Regions from separate parts of the Homo sapiens genome. Here region 2 is linked to region 1. A link is a loop called in an ENCODE intact Hi-C map of the cell type or tissue named here. Cell type or tissue: K562. All regions are shown on one strand. Each heading gives the region's core, and the rest is flanking DNA. Links, peaks and the distances in the headings are about the cores only. Region 1 holds the start of CATSPER4 (cation channel sperm associated 4). Region 2 has its middle 18 kb from the start of LIN28A.

What was found. Peaks named below come from ENCODE experiments on the same cell type or tissue, not always from the same donor. Only the 100,000 strongest peaks of a DNase experiment are listed, where the experiment ranks them.
Region 2: it touches region 1 in a loop (16-fold over the local background); 1 of 110 quality-filtered maps calls a loop at or near these places.

What each region holds. Positions count from the first base shown.
Region 1 is chr1:26,186,224-26,194,549 of GRCh38, forward strand. It overlaps CNKSR1 (connector enhancer of kinase suppressor of Ras 1), which reads left to right. Exons shown (of 21, transcript NM_006314.3): 15 at 945-1,018; 16 at 1,188-1,259; 17 at 2,011-2,084; 18 at 2,219-2,280; 19 at 2,375-2,474; 20 at 2,549-2,730; 21 at 3,056-3,661. The coding sequence ends at 3,325. It overlaps CATSPER4 (cation channel sperm associated 4), which reads left to right and starts at 4,379. Exons shown (of 10, transcript NM_198137.2): 1 at 4,379-4,617; 2 at 5,064-5,207; 3 at 7,564-7,665. The coding sequence starts at 4,405. RefSeq lists an enhancer at 4,265-5,082. In K562, for the core only: CTCF peaks have their summits at 3,717 and 4,340 (motif pointing right); DNase peaks (open chromatin) are centred at 3,738 and 4,368.
Region 2 is chr1:26,388,244-26,396,569 of GRCh38, forward strand. No RefSeq gene overlaps it. Among named protein-coding and RNA genes, the nearest start is that of LIN28A, 18 kb to the right of the region's middle. In K562, for the core only: CTCF peaks have their summits at 3,430 (motif pointing left) and 8,221; DNase peaks (open chromatin) are centred at 3,418 and 8,238.

The DNA of each region.
Region 1 (8,326 bases), core at 327-8,326:
AAAGCTCAGGGGTGTGAAGCAGTTTGGTTTGTGTCTACTGAAGGAACAAATGCATGAGCAAGCTCTTCTTGTTTGGTTTTTTGGTTTTTGTTTTTGAGACAGAGTCTTGCTTTGTCACCCAGGCTGGAGGGCAGTGGCATGATCTCAGCTCACTACAGCCTCAGCCTCCCAGGTTCAAGCGATCCTCCTGCCTCAGCCTCCTGAGTAGCTGGGACTACAGGCACATGCCACCATGCCTAGCTAAGTTTTTTGTTTGTTTTGTTTTGTTTGAGACGCAGTCTCGCTCTGTTGCCCAGGCTGGAGTGCAGTGGCGCAATCGCAGCTCATGGCAACCTTTTCCTCCCAGGTTCGAGCAATTCTCCTACTTCAGCCTCCCGAGTAGCTGGGATTACAGGCACCTGCCACCATGCCTGGCTAATTTTTTGTATTTTTAGTAGAGATGGGGTTTCACCATGTTGGCCAGGCTGGTCTCGAACTCCTGACCTCATGATCTGCCCGCCTCAGCCTCCCAAAGTGCTGGGATTACAGGTGTGAGCCACCACACCCGACCTAAGTTTTTAATTTTTTGTAGAAATGGGCTTTTTTCCCAGTCTGGTCTCAAACTCCTAGGCTCAAATGGTCCTCCTGCCTTGGCCTCCCAAAGTGCTGGGATTACAGGCATGAGCCACCATGCCCGGCCTTCAGGCTCCTCTTTTTTTTTTTTTTGGCTGTTTCTCTGATATCTTTGGCTCCCCTTTCCTGGCTTAGAGGCATCCTTTGGCCACATCTCCTACCCTGACCCCAGATTCCAGCCCTGAGCTCCAGAAACAGAGAGACTTGTTAGAGAGCCCAGGAGATGCCTTCTCCTCTCCACAACTCTCAGGAGCCCGAGGGGTAACTAGGAGCTGACTGGGCCTTGAGGGTATTGGGGTTCCAACCTGACCCTCATGCTGTGATCCCCCCAGGATGAGAAGGCTGAGGGCCTCATCAATGTCTCCAACTATAGTCTGGAAAGTGGACATGATCAGAAGAAGAAATAGTTAAGTCTTGGGGTGTGATGGGCTGGGGGATGGAGACAGAAAGGGAGAGGAAGGGTGATGGGGTAGCAGTGGGAGGTGTGGCAAGTGGCTGGGGCGCCCAGAATCCAGCCTCTCTGGGCTGTGGGTGGGCACGCCCAGGCTGAGTGATGCTCCTCCACTACCTGGCAGTGTGTTTCAGCTCACCCATGATGTGTACAAACCCTTCATCTTCGCTGCTGATACCCTGACAGATCTGAGCATGTGAGTGCCGCCTCCCTTAGCCCCTACTCTCATATGATTCCCAAACTCTGTGAGCTTGGGAGCCTAGGCTCAGGAGCCTGGAGATACAAATTCCAGCTCTCTGAGAGTGGTTGGTCAAGATACTCACTTCTCTTTCTCTTTTTTTTTTTTTTTTTTTTGAGACAGAGTCTCACTATGTCACCCAGGCTGGAGTGCAGTGGCGTGATCTTGGCTCACTGCAATCTCCGCCTCCTGGGCTCAAGTGATTCTCCTGCCTCAGCTTCCTAGGTAGCTGAGACTACAGGTGCCTACCACCATACCCGGCTAATTTTTGTATTTTTAGTAGAGAGGGGGTTTCACTATGTTGGCCAGGCTGGTCTTGAACTCCTGACCTTGTGATCCGCCTGCCTCGGCCTCCCAAAGAGCTGGGATTACAGGTGTGAGCCACTGCACCCGGCATCTCTCTTTTTTTTTAATTAAAAAGTTTTGTGGGGAGATGGGTTTGCCCTAGCTGGTCTCAAACACTTGGCCTCAAGCAATCCTCCTGCCTCAGCTTCCCAAAGTGCTGGGGTGACAGACGCGAGCCACCGCACGCAGCCAGTACTCACTTCTCTAAGCCTCAGTTTCATCATCTATAAAATGGGTGACTAAGAGTTCATCCCTCTCAGAGTTGCTCTGAGGATCATTAGAAGATGATGTGGGTAAAAAGCCCCCAGCATACAAGAGGGCCCCAGTGGATGGAAACCCTGTGAGACCTGCTTGCTCTCCATAGGTGGGTGCGTCATCTCATTACCTGCATCTCCAAGTACCAGTCTCCAGGCCGGGCCCCCCCACCCCGAGAGGAAGGTAGGTGTCTCGCAGGGTTGAGTGGGAGGAACCCTCACCTGAGCCTGTGCCTTTCCTGGGATGGGGGCTAGGAACTCAAATGCCCTAGGCCACTCCCTGGCCTCCCAAAAACCCACTGCTGCTCCTCACCCCAGACTGCTACAGTGAGACCGAAGCAGAGGACCCGGACGATGAGGCTGGGTCCCACTCAGCCTCGGTGAGTGGGGGGCTGCCGGGGGTAGGAGGTGGGGATAAACAACAGGGCGTGGAGCTCAGACAGAAACCCTCTGTGCTTTCCACCCTGCCTGCAGCCCAGCCCTGCTCAAGCTGGGAGTCCCCTCCATGGAGACACATCACCTGCAGCCACCCCCACACAGCGCAGCCCACGGACCTCCTTTGGCTCTCTGACAGGTGCTGGGCTGGAGTTGGGAGCTGGGCTGGGGGCTGGGGTGGGCACATCCTCATCCTGCTCTTCCCTCCCACAGACAGCAGTGAAGAGGCACTGGAAGGAATGGTACGGGGGCTGAGGCAGGGTGGCGTGTCCCTCCTAGGCCAGCCACAGCCCCTGACCCAGGAACAGTGGCGGAGCTCTTTCATGCGGCGCAACCGAGACCCTCAGCTCAATGAGCGAGTGCACCGTGTGCGGGCGCTACAGAGCACACTCAAGGTCAGCTGGGGGGCTCTGGGCACAGCAAGGGACTAGGCTCTGGGCTTCAGGCTTTGGTTTGCGGCTGTCACCTCCACCCTGGGCACCAGACTCCAGACTCCAGACTCAGCTCCGGACCCTGGGCTTAGCAGCTGACAGCGGGCTCAGCTGTGGACTGGGCCAGGCTCTGGGTTCCGAGTGGGGATTTGAGTCTCACCTAGGCTCCTCGTGCCACGCTGGCCAGGTGCTGGCTTCCAGGCACCGGACCTCCGGAGTGAAGTCTGGCCTCGGGCTCTGCCCACTTCCCTGGGTGATCATGGTCCCTTAGCCCCTCCTCTCCACACAGGCAAAGCTGCAGGAGCTGCAGGTCCTAGAAGAAGTGCTGGGTGACCCTGAGCTGACAGGAGAGAAGTTCCGCCAGTGGAAGGAGCAGAACCGGGAGCTGTACTCAGAGGGCCTGGGGGCCTGGGGAGTGGCACAGGCTGAAGGCAGCTCCCACATCTTGACCTCTGACTCCACAGAACAGTCCCCCCACTCCCTGCCCTCTGACCCTGAAGAGCACTCCCATCTCTGCCCCCTGACCTCAGAGAGCAGCCTCCGACCTCCTGACCTCTGACCCTGGCCAGCACTCTAGCTCCTGACCTTTGACCCGAGGGCCACCTCAACCCCAGCTTCTGACGTGTCCAGGACAGAGCATCCCTGGATTCTGTTCAGGGTGGGAAGTAGTACTGCTAGTCATGGTCTCACCCCGAGCTGACCCCTCTGCCTGGGCTTTGTGCCACCCTCTCCCTTGCCAAAGAAGAAACTCTCCCCCCAAATCCTCCAACCTCTGGGGCCACAGCCCTGCCCCTCCAGTTCCTTGGCAGTTCTCCCCCAAACCAGGTCTGTACAGGTGTTCTTTATTTTACATGAGGGCTACTTTCCAACCAAATAAAGTCAATTTTTCTAAGAATGAGTCTACATGTAACTTTACTTCCATATTCGAATTGGAAATCTGCCCCCCTGTGGGGACTGGGGTGAGTGCTCTTGGCCAGAGGGTGGGTGGCAGACCCTTCGTGCAGCCCGTTGGCCTGGGCTCTGTACCCGAGCTCCAAGCCTGCCAGGATGGTGGGGGATGACCCATGGCTAATGAGGGCTCCGACTCATGTCCACCTCTCCCCAGCTCTTTGAAGGCTAATGGTGATCTCCTACCCCATTCCCGGGGGGCACACAATGAGAAACTTCCACTTTGTAGATGGGGAAATGCACTTTGCACGGAAAGGTGGTGGGGACAGTCCTGGAGACTGGGCTGGTAGGACAGGGCAGCTGGTGGGGAAGGGTGCAGGTTGAGGTCTGCCCTGGGAAGGCCCTGGGGAAAACACTTCTCTCCTTCACTCCTCATTCCAGCCTCACCTCCACCTCCTGGATCCAAGGCAGGGACATGTCCCTGTGACTCCATTCAGGCTGCACGGGAAATCTGACCTGCTCCCATCAGCCTCTGACTTCCAACCCCAGCCCAGCATCCCCACAGCATCCCCAGACTTCCTCTGTGGGATGCGGAGGAGGGCCAATGGGAGGAGCTTCTCTCCAGGTTGGAATTCCTCAGTAGAATGCAGACGGCTGGAGGTCACAGAGGCCTCTGTGATATCACCACGAGGGGGAGTGAGACCACTTGGAGTGAAGATTCTTTGAGGAGAAGGAAGAGACTGAGCAAACATGAGGGATAATGAAAAGGCCTGGTGGCAGCAATGGACCTCCCATACAGGCCTCGAGGGGTGGGGCGGGACTCAGGAGGACCGTATGGGGTTTGGAGGGGCAGTAGCTGCACTGAGGGGCCGCCCCTCTCCCCTGCAGAGTACCATTCACGAGTCCTACGGTCGGCCAGAGGAGCAAGTGCTCATCAACCGCCAGGAAATCACGAACAAAGCGGTAAGGATAGCTCTCGCCCCACAGTGGCCCCTTCTGCAGCTGTGCTCATGGGCAGCAGGCCCTCATGGTAACTCTGCCCCTCTACCCTCTAAACGCCCCCAGAAGACCCTCCCTAGCACTGATCCCTGAGTGACTGCCCATGATATGTTAGTAACTCTCTGGCAATGCCCCCCATAGGAACCCTTATATAACGATCATCTTCACTATCAGAGAGCCCAAAGAGATTCTCTGGCAATGACTTCCACAAAATCCCCCGATAGTAACCCACTTTTAGTGGCCATTTAGATAGTGATCTCTACACTGATGTCTCCATTCCATGATCCACTCTCAGATGATTTCCCCCCTCTAGAGTGGGCCCCAGGAACCCCCATTCTCTAAGAGCAAACCCCCAGGCAGAGGCTTCCTATGGTGACACCTGCCTGAAGGAAGGTCCTGCCCTCTTCCAGGACGCCTGGGACATGCAGGAGTTCATCACTCACATGTACATCAAGCAGCTGCTCCGACACCCCGCCTTCCAACTGCTGCTGGCCCTGCTGCTGGTGATCAATGCCATCACCATCGCTCTCCGTACCAACTCCTACCTGGACCAGGTGGGATGCCAGCATGACCTCTGCCCCACTAACCCTAATGGGGGGCCTGGGGCAAGAACTCTTCCGGCCTCAGGCTCCTCATCTGTCTATGATGGTTGGATTGGATGCTCTTCAAGGGTCTGTCAGCTCTGACCTTCTAGGAATCTGGAGATCAAGGAAGACTTCATGATGGAGAGGGCTCTGCAGCCTGGCTTTGAGGAATGCATTGGATTTGTACAGGAGGGACAGGAGAAGAATGGTGTGAGCAGAGGGAGGCAAATGGGTGCCTTGTGGAGAAGGGGTATCCAATTCTAACCAGCAGTCACTAAGGGAGAATCACTCAGTGCCAGGCACTGACTGTGCAGACTGCCAGGGTCCCAGGGATAATAAGCACAACTGGGTCCTGTCTCAGACACACAGAAACTGTCATTACAAGTGCTCAAGTAGCACCCAGAGTACATGGAGGCTCAACGAAGGCACTCGAACCTAATCTCAGGGGTCAGAGCTGGCTTCCTGGAGAAAGTGACACTGGAGCTGAGAGTAAAGAAGTAGGATGTGATCTCAGTCACCACAACAAAGAAACAGAAAAAAAGAGCACGTAGGAGTTGGCCAGGCAAAGAGAGGTGGGGGAGACTTTTTGGGGAAAAGAAACAGCATGTGAGAGACTTCTCTGTGTCCAACTTGAAGTTTAGTGTGACTTATCCTTGATGTTTTAATTTCTTTTTTTTTTTTTTTAGAGACAAGGTCTCACTCTGTCACCCAGGCTGGTGTGCAGTGGCGCCATCTTGGCTCAATGCAGCCTTGAACTCCTGGACTCAAGTGATCCTCCTGCCTCAGCCTCCCAAGTAGCTAGGACTACAGGCACGAGCTACCATGCCTAATTAAAAAAATGTTTTTGAGCCAGGCGCAGTGGTTCATGCCTGTAATCCCAACACTTTGGCAGGCCAAAGTGGGTGGATCACCTGAGGTCAGGAGTTCAAGACCAGCCTGGCCAACATGGTGAAACCCCGTCTCTATTAAAAATACAAAAATTAGCCAGGCATGGTGGTGGGCGCCTATAATCCCAGCCACTTGAGAGGCTGAGGCAGGATAATCGCTTGAAGCAGGGAGGCGGAGGTTGCGGTGAGCCGAGTTTGTGCCACTGCACTCCAGCCTGGGCGACAGAGCGAGACTCTATCTCAAAAAAAAAATTTTTTTTGTAGAGACAGGTTCTCGCTCTGTCGCCCAGGCTGGTCTGGAACTCCTGGGCTCAAGCAATCCTCCAGCCTTGGCCTCCCAAAGTGCTGAGATTATAGGTGTGAGCCACCATGCTGGGCTGAGGACTATTTAGAATGCTTTTTTGAATAATGGTGTGGATGTCCTATTGTCTCCAGTGGCCATATGTGACAGTGGGCCCTAAGGCACTGAGTCTGTTGCACTTTGGGGTAAAGCGCACTTTTGGGGAGGACACTTTGAGAGGTCAAGACAGGCAGATCACTTGAGGTCAAGGGTTCGAGACCAGCCTGACCAACGTGGTGAAACCCCATCTCTACAAAAATACAAAATTAGCCAGGCATGGTGCGCACGCCTATAATCCCAGCTACTTGGGAGGCTGACGTAGGAGAATCGCTTGAACCCAGGAGGCGGAGTTTGCAGTGAGCTGAGATGTCACATTAAAAAAAAAAAGAAAGAAAGGGAGGAGACACGGTGACTTGGGTGACTGCTAGGTGGAGTCGGGCACTATGGGGGCTGTTAGTGGGGTCGCAGCCATAAGGAAGCTGAAGGAGTTTCGAGGTTGAGAGAAAGTGAATTGGGCTCTGGACAGACCCCAGTCACCCATCTACCAATTCATCCATCCAGGGTGCATGTCCTGGACCCATGAGTGGCAGGATACCCAGGAGTTTGGTCAGGCCTAACTTGGAGTATTTGGAGAGCTGGAATAGCAGGAGAGGTTAGGACAGATGGAGCTTGGTGTTCTCCACCCTCAGAGGCCAGGCCTTTTCCTCCCAATCCTGGAGGCTGTTCTGCCTCTCCTACCTCCCTCTCCAAAATATCCCTATTCTAGAAGTTAGGGACAAAAGTTCATAGTCAGACAACCATCTTTATCAACTAGCTGTGCACACAGGCGCCACTCTGATTCCACTTCTGTAAGACGGGAATAAAACCTACTTTGCAGGACAACAGTGATGGTAACATGAAGTGATGTGTGATAGCCCCAGCACAGTGCCTGGCACGCACAGGCAAAGTGTGTTTTAAAGGAAGTGACAAGGTTGCTGAGGACCAAGAGCAGCAGTGATACGGGACTTCCCTCCCCTACATACATCCTCTCCCTGCCGGCTTGCCCAGGCCCTGCTCCACTGACCTCTCTGCCCCTCTTTTTTCTCTGTCTCCCATGTAGAAACACTATGAGTTGTTCTCTACCATAGATGACATTGTGCTGACCATCCTTCTTTGTGAGGTTCTCCTTGGCTGGCTCAATGGCTTCTGGATTTTCTGGAAGGTGAGATCCTGAGCCCTTTGCCCCTACTTCCCCCTGGGGACTGCACACCACCCAGTCTGCCCCTGTACTCCTGGCCCTACAAACTGAGGGTGTGAGTATGTGTGTGTGTGTAGACAGAGTGTGTTAGTTCAGAGATGTGTATGATGTGGCAGAAAGTAACTGGTACTAGAAGTGCAGCCTCCCTGGGCTCCAATTCCAATCCCTGCTCCAGCCTTCCCCAGCTCTGTAGTCTTGGACAAACCTGACTTCCTTGTCTGAGAAATGGGGCTGAAAGCATCTACCTTAATTTACAGAGATCAACAGGGATCAGCACACTTTTTCTGTAATGGACCAGATAATAAAGATTTTAAGCTTCATGGCTGTACAGCCTCTGTTACCATGACTCACCTCTGCCATGGCAGCACAAAAGCAACCATGGACCACACATAAATGAAGTGGGCATGGCTGTGTTCGTGGACACCCAAATTGGAATTTCATGTAATTTTCATGTGTTATAAAATCTGATTTTCCCTATTCACTTGCTTTACTCCTACTTACAAACTCATTCAGATGTCTTCTCTTCCAGGAAGTCTTCTTGTCTCTCCCAGGCTAGGTTAGGTGCTGCTTTGTGTCTCCATGATGCTATGCACTTATTTTTTTTGCATGGAGTTAAAATTTTCTG
Region 2 (8,326 bases), core at 278-8,277, 200 kb after region 1:
CACATGCCTGTAATCCCAGCTACTCAGGAGGCTGAGGCAGGAGGATCGCTTGAACCCAGGAGGCGGAGGCTGCAGTGAGCTGAGATTGCACTCCAGCCTGGGCAACAAGAGTGAAACTCTGTCTCAAAGAAAAAAAAAAGAAGCACGTGATCTAGCAAAGAGTCTGGACCATGAATCCACCCTCTCCTGTCCACCTGCCAGCTGCAGAGCACTCCAAGGACGCTCTCCCAGGGCCCCAGGGTTTTCATACCCTTGGAGAGGATCTCCAATCCCCATCTCATCAGTGACCTCATCTTTAAGGTTCACTGGGCAACTTCCTCCCTGTAAAAGCCTCTTAGAGCCCAATTCAGCAAGCTATCCTACCTCTGAGGGTCCCCAGCCCTCAGTACAGACAGACACCTCCTCAGGTCTATTCTACTCTATGTCATGATGACAGTGGGAAGGGTATGAGGCCTGGATGACTTCTAAGCCCCATCAGCCACAGCCTACCTTGGGCAGGCTATTGAGCCTCTATGAACCTCTTTCTGCACCTGTGAAATAGGGTTGCTAATACCCACCTTGTTGGAGAGGTCACCCACATAACGAATTTACTCAGGGCCTAACTACTATTCAACAGATGGCTATTTTCCCCTCCTGTCCCCTCTCCTGCCATTTCCTTCCAGATTATATCGTCTTACAGGGCAGAAAAAGAGCCTGAGCATTTATTTACCCACATCCACACCCCCACACAGTCTCACATACATGGGTGCTGTCTGACAAAACATGTGCAATGAATGAGTCAACAACCAGAAGCTCACAGCCGAAATCACTCCATTCATTTTGTCGATTTGTGTGGTGAACAAATGTGTCCTAAGTCTCAAACAGGGGCCGGACCCCATGCTGGGGGCAAAGGATATAAAGGAGAGGGAAACAGGGTCCCTGCCCTCAAGGGGCCCCTGAGCTGTGATGAAAGAGACAAGTCAGTCATGCATTACAGTCCAGTGCCATGACTGGGCCATGGGTTTGGAAAGTCCTGGATTCCTCGTGAAGGGACCTTTGGGATTGCAGAAAGAAGATACCGGACAGAACTGGGAGATCTGGATTCTAGCCTCATTCTGTCACTAGCTTGCTCTGGAAGTGTCTTCAAGTCACTTCCTTAGTTTCCACATCTTAAAATGAGTGCAAGGAAGAGGGGCACCTGTGTGCTGTTCAATGTCCCCTCAGAGACAGACTCTTGGGCAGAGGATTCTGTGGGCCTGGGGCTGCTTTTGTAACACCAGAGCCTCCTGCTCCTGCACACTTACCTTGTGCCCACTTGGGTTTGCCAAGCAGGGACCTTGTTCCCCACCACCCTCTACCCCTGGCGTTCCCTGAGCAGTTGGGGGGCTCAGCCTCTGGTTTTGCGGTTTCCCTCGAGCTAGCCGTCACAGCAGCTCTGTGTGCCAGTGAGGGGTCAGGCTTTGAGAGGGTGGTGGGTAAGGGGAAGGTATCACCTTCCAAAGTAACCTCTGAGGGGCAGACTGGTGGCTACTTTGAAGCAGACTCTCACCACCACCACTCTGTTTCCAGGAAACCCCCACAGGCTGAGGGAAGGAGGGGCTTTGAAGAAACATAGCCTGGTACAAGGCCTCCTGCACAGAGGAGGACAGCCTCAGGGCCTGAAGGGCCAGCCAGTTTTGGAGGGGCATCTAGGAGCAGAATGAGGAGGAAGGGGCAGGGTTAGTGATTTTTGTTTTGTTTTGTTTTGTTTTGTTTTGTTTTGAGACAGGGTCTTGCTCTGTCATCCAGGTTGGAGTACAGTGATGCAATCACAGCATACTGCAACCTCAACCTCCCAGGCTCAAGCAATCCTCCCACCTCAGCCTCCTGCATAGCTGGGGCTGCAGGTACGTACCACCACTCCCAGCCAAGGTTAGTATTGAGAAGGTCAGGGGATCAGATTCTCAGAGAGCAGGTTCTGTGTCTTTCCCATCTGACCAGGGGTTCCCCTGGTTGAGTCCTGGTCTCACCTTGAGATGAGGAGGCCCCCACAGGGTGGGCTCTGTGCCTTCTATTAATATTAGATTGACCGGGCATGGTGGCTCATGCCTGTAATCCCAGTACTTTGGGAGGCTAATGCAGACGGATCATTTAAGATCAAGAGTTCAAGACCAGCCTGGCCAACATGGTGAAACCCTGTCTCTACTAAAAATACAAAAATTAGCCGGTCGTGGTAGCAGGCACCTATAATCCCAGCTACTTGGGAGGCTGAGGCAGGAGAATCACTTGAACCTGGGGTACGGAGGTTGCAGTGAGCTGAGATTTTGCCACTTCACTCCAGCCTGGGCAGAAGAGCGAAACTCCATATCAAAAAAAAAAAAAAAAAAAAAGGCCGGGTACGGTGGCTCACGCATGTAATCCCAGCACTTTGGGAGGCTGAGGCGGGCAGATTACCAGGTCAGGAGATCGAGACCATCCTGGCTAACATGGTCAAACCCCATCTCTACTAAAAATACAAAAAATCAGCCGGGCATGGTGGTGGGCGCCTATAGTCCCAGCTACTCGGGAGGCCGATGTAGGATAATGGCGTGAACCCGGGAGATGGAGGTTGCAGTGAGCCGAGATCGTGCCACTGCACTCCAGCCTGGATGACAGAGTCAGACTCCACCTCAAAAAAAAAAAAAAATCATTTGCACACATTACTTAACTCCTCCCAAGGAGAAGCCCTGAAGCTTAAGCTAAATCTACCTCTGTTCCACTCATTCCTGGAAGACAGGTTTTGAGTTTGATTACTTTGGAAAGGCCTCAGAGGTCTGCTGGCTCTCTGTCCTTGCCTTCTCTTTAAAAAAAAAAAAGTGATTACCAGGAAAATTGCGCCTTGGGAAATGGAGGCCCCGGCTGTGTGTGTGCACGTGTGTGTGTGTGTCTGTGTGTGTGTCCACATGCATGCATTCTACAATTTAAAGGGTTAAACCTCCAACCAAAGCTGAATCCAGCTGTGCACAGGTTTCTCTGTTCATCCCTCTAAAGGAACCTTGATCTTCTCTGCTTCAAGGTCTGTATAAATTGTTCCCTCTGCCTGAAACACACTCTCAACACATGCACACACATACAAACGCCCCCCCTTTACCTCTTTTTCACATTTTCTTTGGTCAAGATTTAGGCATCTGTTAAGTCTCTGTTTCAAAATCAGTTTCTGAGGAAAGCTTTTTTCTGATCTCCTTTCCCTTAAATTAAATCACTATAACTATTTGTTCACTGTAATCCTGCCCTGCTGGTGCCACAAGGCCTGGAACCTCATTTGTCTGTGTATCTATCTTGTTCATGCCTGTATTTTTCCAGTCTGTGGCATGGTGTCTGGCACATAGTGGCACTCAAACAACGTTTCAATGTATGAATGAATGAATGAACAACGGAACTTAGTGATGGTGGATGAGGAAAGGGGTCATGTGGGGTAAGGGTGTCCCCTGCTGGACATTGAGAGTACCCAGGGCATCCTCTCTGAGCTGGGAAGAATGACTCTCGGTCATAAATTTCCTCCCTGAGGGGCAGAGTTGGGGAACCTCACCTTATGCCCAGACTGCTGATGCATGCCTTCTTCTTACCTCTATCAGCCCCCACACCACTGTCCTCCCAGCCTTCAGAGCATCCGTCCCCACCCCCAGTGGCCTGACCCACCCTCCCCCACGCTGCAGACCACATCAGCAAGGCTGTGGAGCGCCACAGCGATTTCTGCATCCTCTCCACAATGAATATCCACCCCCTCTTAAACCTTTTGCTTTGAATAAGAATAGGCCCAGAGTCCTCCATCGATCCTCTTTCCCCCTCCTCCCAAATCAATCAATCAGTAGTGATTGGCTGGGACACTGGGGTGGAGGTGGACGAGGACTGGTGGGTGAAGAGCAAGGAAAGTTGGTGGGGTGGTGGTGGGGTAGGTGAGTGTGTTTCTGAAACAGGATCCCGCTAAAAGTATGGCAGAACAGTGGATTTCTCTGGAGGAGAATAGTTGGTGAGAAGATACCTGGGATGAGGTATTTAGAAAAAGGTGAATGAGAAATTCCTGACTACTGTCTTTTTTTTTTTTTTTTTTTGAGATGTAGTCTTGCTCTTGTTGCCAAGGCTAGAGTGCAATGGGGCAATCTTGGCTCACTGCCACCTCCACCTCCCGGGCTCAAGTGATTCTCCTGCCTCAGTCTCCCAAATAGCTGGGATTACAGGTGCCTGCCACCAAGCCTGGCAAATTTTTTGTATTTTTAGTAGAGATGGGGTTTCACCATGGTAGCCAGACTGGTCTCGAACTCCTGACCTCTGGTGATCCACCTGCCTCCGCCTCCCAAAGTGCTGGAATTATAGGAGTGAGCCACCGCACCCGGCCTCTGACTACTGTCTTGGCTGACAAAAGGGTAAAATACCTCCAGTTTATATAAAGTGTGAGCACAATGGGAGGAGGGGGTTCATAAAAGATTGGACTAAGAGGAACATGGTGAGGAGCACGGGGGTTCTGTGAGGGGAGTCAGGGCTCAGTGCTAAGGACATGGAGGAGTAGAGAGGGCAGGAGGAAGCCTCTTGGCCGAGGGTAAAAAGAAGTGGGTGGGGGTCAAAGAGAGATAGAGGTCACTTCTCTTCCAGTGAGGATGGGAAGAACCAGACCACACCTGTGACTCTCCATATAGTTCCCATCCCTGGCCCCTCCCCCAGCCATGCCCCAAAATGGGGCTGGGGAAGAGTGACAGTTACTTAATGACTCTGAGTCCCACTAGCTCTTCTGGGCAGCCTATGGTCACTGGGGGGCCAAAGGGGACTGAAGCCAAAGTCCAAGTTATTGATCTCTGGCCCCAAAGGTCAGCTTCAGGGGCAGAGGGAGTGGTGTTGCCATGGTGGGAGACTCGAGGGACCCCACAACAGAGGGGCTGTGCTGCAGCCCAGTTTTCACGTCTGCATCCTTAGTGCCCCATGATCCTATACACACACACACACACACACACTCCCACACCCCTCTATCCTGTCTTGCTTGAAATTTCTGCCTGATGGGATGTCTCAGAATAGACTCTTGGGTGTCTAGCCTTTGGGGTGTCTAGGGAGTATAAAAGGAGAGCCTTAGATGGAATTATTTATTTACTACTACCCCCGTCCCCAAGACAAAGCCCTGGGAGTCCATGAACTCTTTGGTGAATCCCATTAAAAAAAACACCAATCTGGTTGTCAGGAAGAAAGGATGGCAACAATTTTTGCTGTGTAGCCTTGACAAAGCATTTACCTTCTATGAGTCTTAGTTCCCTTATCTATAAATGAAGGGATTGAATCAGATGAGCTCTAAGTTCCTTTCCGGATAAGTGACCTAAGATTCTGAGGAATTAGAGGGGACAGGCCTGACAGCAGGGGTTAGGAGTAAGAACTAGGTTAGGTTCGGGAGATGGTAAAAACAAATTCTTGGACTTGGAAATAAAATCTGCATTCTAATTTTGGCCATTATTAACTGTGGAAACTGGGGCAAGTCATGCATTTATTAATTCAACAAACATTTAATAAGCAATTACGTTATCCCAAGCTTTGTGCTGCATACTGACACAATGAACAAAACATAGTCCCTGGCTTATGGGGTTTACATTGTAGTGGTCAGTGGGAAAGAAAGACAAATAAGCAAATATATATAATACAGTGGGACAAATGCTCTGTCACAGATGTGTAGAGCACTATAAAAAATGGGAAAGGGGGCCAGGGGCTGGGACTCACACCTGTAATCCCAGCAATTTTGGGAGGCCGAGGCGGGGGGGGATCACCTGAGGTCAGGAGTTCGAGACCAGCCTGACCAACATGGTGAAACCTCATGTCTACTAAAAATACAAAAATTAGCCAGTCATGGTGGCAGGCGCCTGTAATCCCAGCTACTTGGGAGACTGAGGCAGGAGAATTGCTTGAATCCAGGAGGCAGAGTTTGCAGTGAGCTGGTATCACACCACCACACTCCAGCCTGGGCAACAGAGCTAGACTCCATCTCAAAAAAAACTGAAAAAAAAAAAAAAAAATGGGGAAGGGACTGGGAGCCATGGCTCACACCTATAATCCCAGTGCTTTGGGAGGGAGGAGGATTGGTTGAGGCCAGCAGTTCAAGGCCAACCTGGGCAACATAAGGAGACCTCATCTTTATAAAAATATGTTTTTAATTAAAAAAACAGAGAATAGGGCCAGGCACAGTGGCTCATGCCTGTAATCCCAGCACTTTGGGAGGCCGAGGCAGGCGGATCACAACATCAAGAGTTTGAGACCAGCCTGGCAAACATGGTGAAACCCCATCTCTACTAAAAATACAAAAATTAGCCAGGTGTGGTGGCACATGCCTGTAATCCCAGCTACTTGGGTGGCTGAGGTGGGAGGATTGCTTGAACCCAGGAGGCAGATGCTGCAGTGAGCTGTGATCGCGCCACTGCCCACCAGCCCAGGAGACAGAGCAAGACTCCGTCTCAAAAATAAAAATAAAAGAGAATTAATAGTGATCAGCAAAGTGAAAGTAAGGGAAATGGTGCTTCAGGCAGAGGGGTAATCATGGAGAAACCCTAAGGAGAAAGAGAATCAAGCTATTGGAGGCCCTAGAGCGTGCATTGTGACAGAAGTGAGAAGGGGAAGGACAAGGAGTACAGTTGGCAGTAAGACTGGTACTGGGGGCAGAGATCTGCCTCCTCTGCAAAAATGCGATAACAATGTGCCCACCTAATCTCCCTCTTTTTCTGGCCGCCTTGTTTTCCAGGGTCTAGTGATATAATGAATGGGAAAATACTTTGTGGTCTGAAAAGCACTGTACAAAGTAGTACACAGACACTAGAAAAGAGCTGTGGATCACTGAGGATCAAGCTGGGTAAATCTGGCTTTGGGCTAACTTCCAGAAAAACAGTGGAAAATTAACCAAGATTGAGACATTGAGCCTTTAAAAACCTTAGGTCACAAAACTAGAGAAGATGAGGACTGGAGTTTGAACATAAAACATGACCCCAGAGTCTTTGCAAAAGAGGAAGGGGACTTGTTCTAAGGACCCCAGTGGATAGAAGCTATAGAGACTAGGTTGAATTCAATGGAAGAAATAACTTCTTATTTTTATTTATTTATTTTTTGAGGTGGAGTCTCGCTCTGTTGCCCAGGCTGGAGGGCAGTGGCACGATCTTGGCTCACTGCAACCTCCGCCTCCCAGGTTCAAGCAATTCTCCTTCCTCGGCCTCCCCAGTAGCTGGGATTACAGGCATGAGCCACCACGTTTGGCTAATTTTATTTTTATTTTTATTTATTTTTATTTTTATTTATTTATTTATTTATTTATTTATTTATTTGTATTTTTAGTAGAGATGGGGTTTCACCATGTTGCCCAGGCTGGTCTCGAATTCCTGACCTCAGGCGATCCTCCTGCCACGGCCTCTCAAAGTGCTGGGATTACAGGTGTGAACCACTGCACACAGGCAGAAGAAAGAACTTTCTAACAATCCCAACTATCTGTGGATGGGCAAGGCATTCACAGCAGTAAGTTCCCTGTTGCTGGAAGTTTGCAAGCTGATCTGGACAATGGCTGGTGTCAAGCTTGGAGTATGGGAGAGGGTCAGCTGATCTGCAAGGTCTATTTGACTTTGAGAGTCTTGGAATCAAGGATCTTGGAATGTCCATTCCCTTTGTTCCATTCCCTCTCCTTTAATAGAACAGGAGTGGAGGCTCTTTTCAGAACCTCACGATGCTGCTTGCATTCAGGAGAGGCTGGAACGGAAAATGGACAGCTCCATGCATCTGTCTTTCTGTCATCCTTCCTCGATGGCTGAACCACAGGGACCCAGTGATAAGGAGAGGGAAGGGACAGACTCCTATCATTTGGAGGCCTTGAGTCCGGCATGGCTTCTTCTTTTTTTTTTTTTTTTTTTTAGACACAGTCTCGCTCTGTGGCCCAAGCTGGAGTGCAGTGGCGCGATCTCGGCTCACTGCCACCTCCACCTCCCGGGTTCACACCATTCTCCTGCCTCAGCCTCCCGAGTAGCTGGGACTACAGGCTCCCGCCACCACGCCTGGCTAATTTTTTGTATTTTTAGTAGAGACGGAGTTTCACCGTGTTAGCCAGGATGGTCTTGATCTCCTGACCTCGTGATCCGCCCGCCTTGGCCTCCCAAAGTGCTGGGATTACAGGCGTGAGCCACCGCGCCCAGCCAAGTCCGGCATGGTTTATGTAGAGTTTGGTGTCATCTCAGATGCCATTGCTGAAATGCAGTGTGCCCTAGTGGTTAGGAGCATGAACTGCAGCATGGGACTGACCTGGATGGGTCACTTCCTGTCAGTTACCATGAGCAAATTGTTTAATCTCTGAGACTCTGCTTTCTCATTTTAAAAATGGAGACAATAG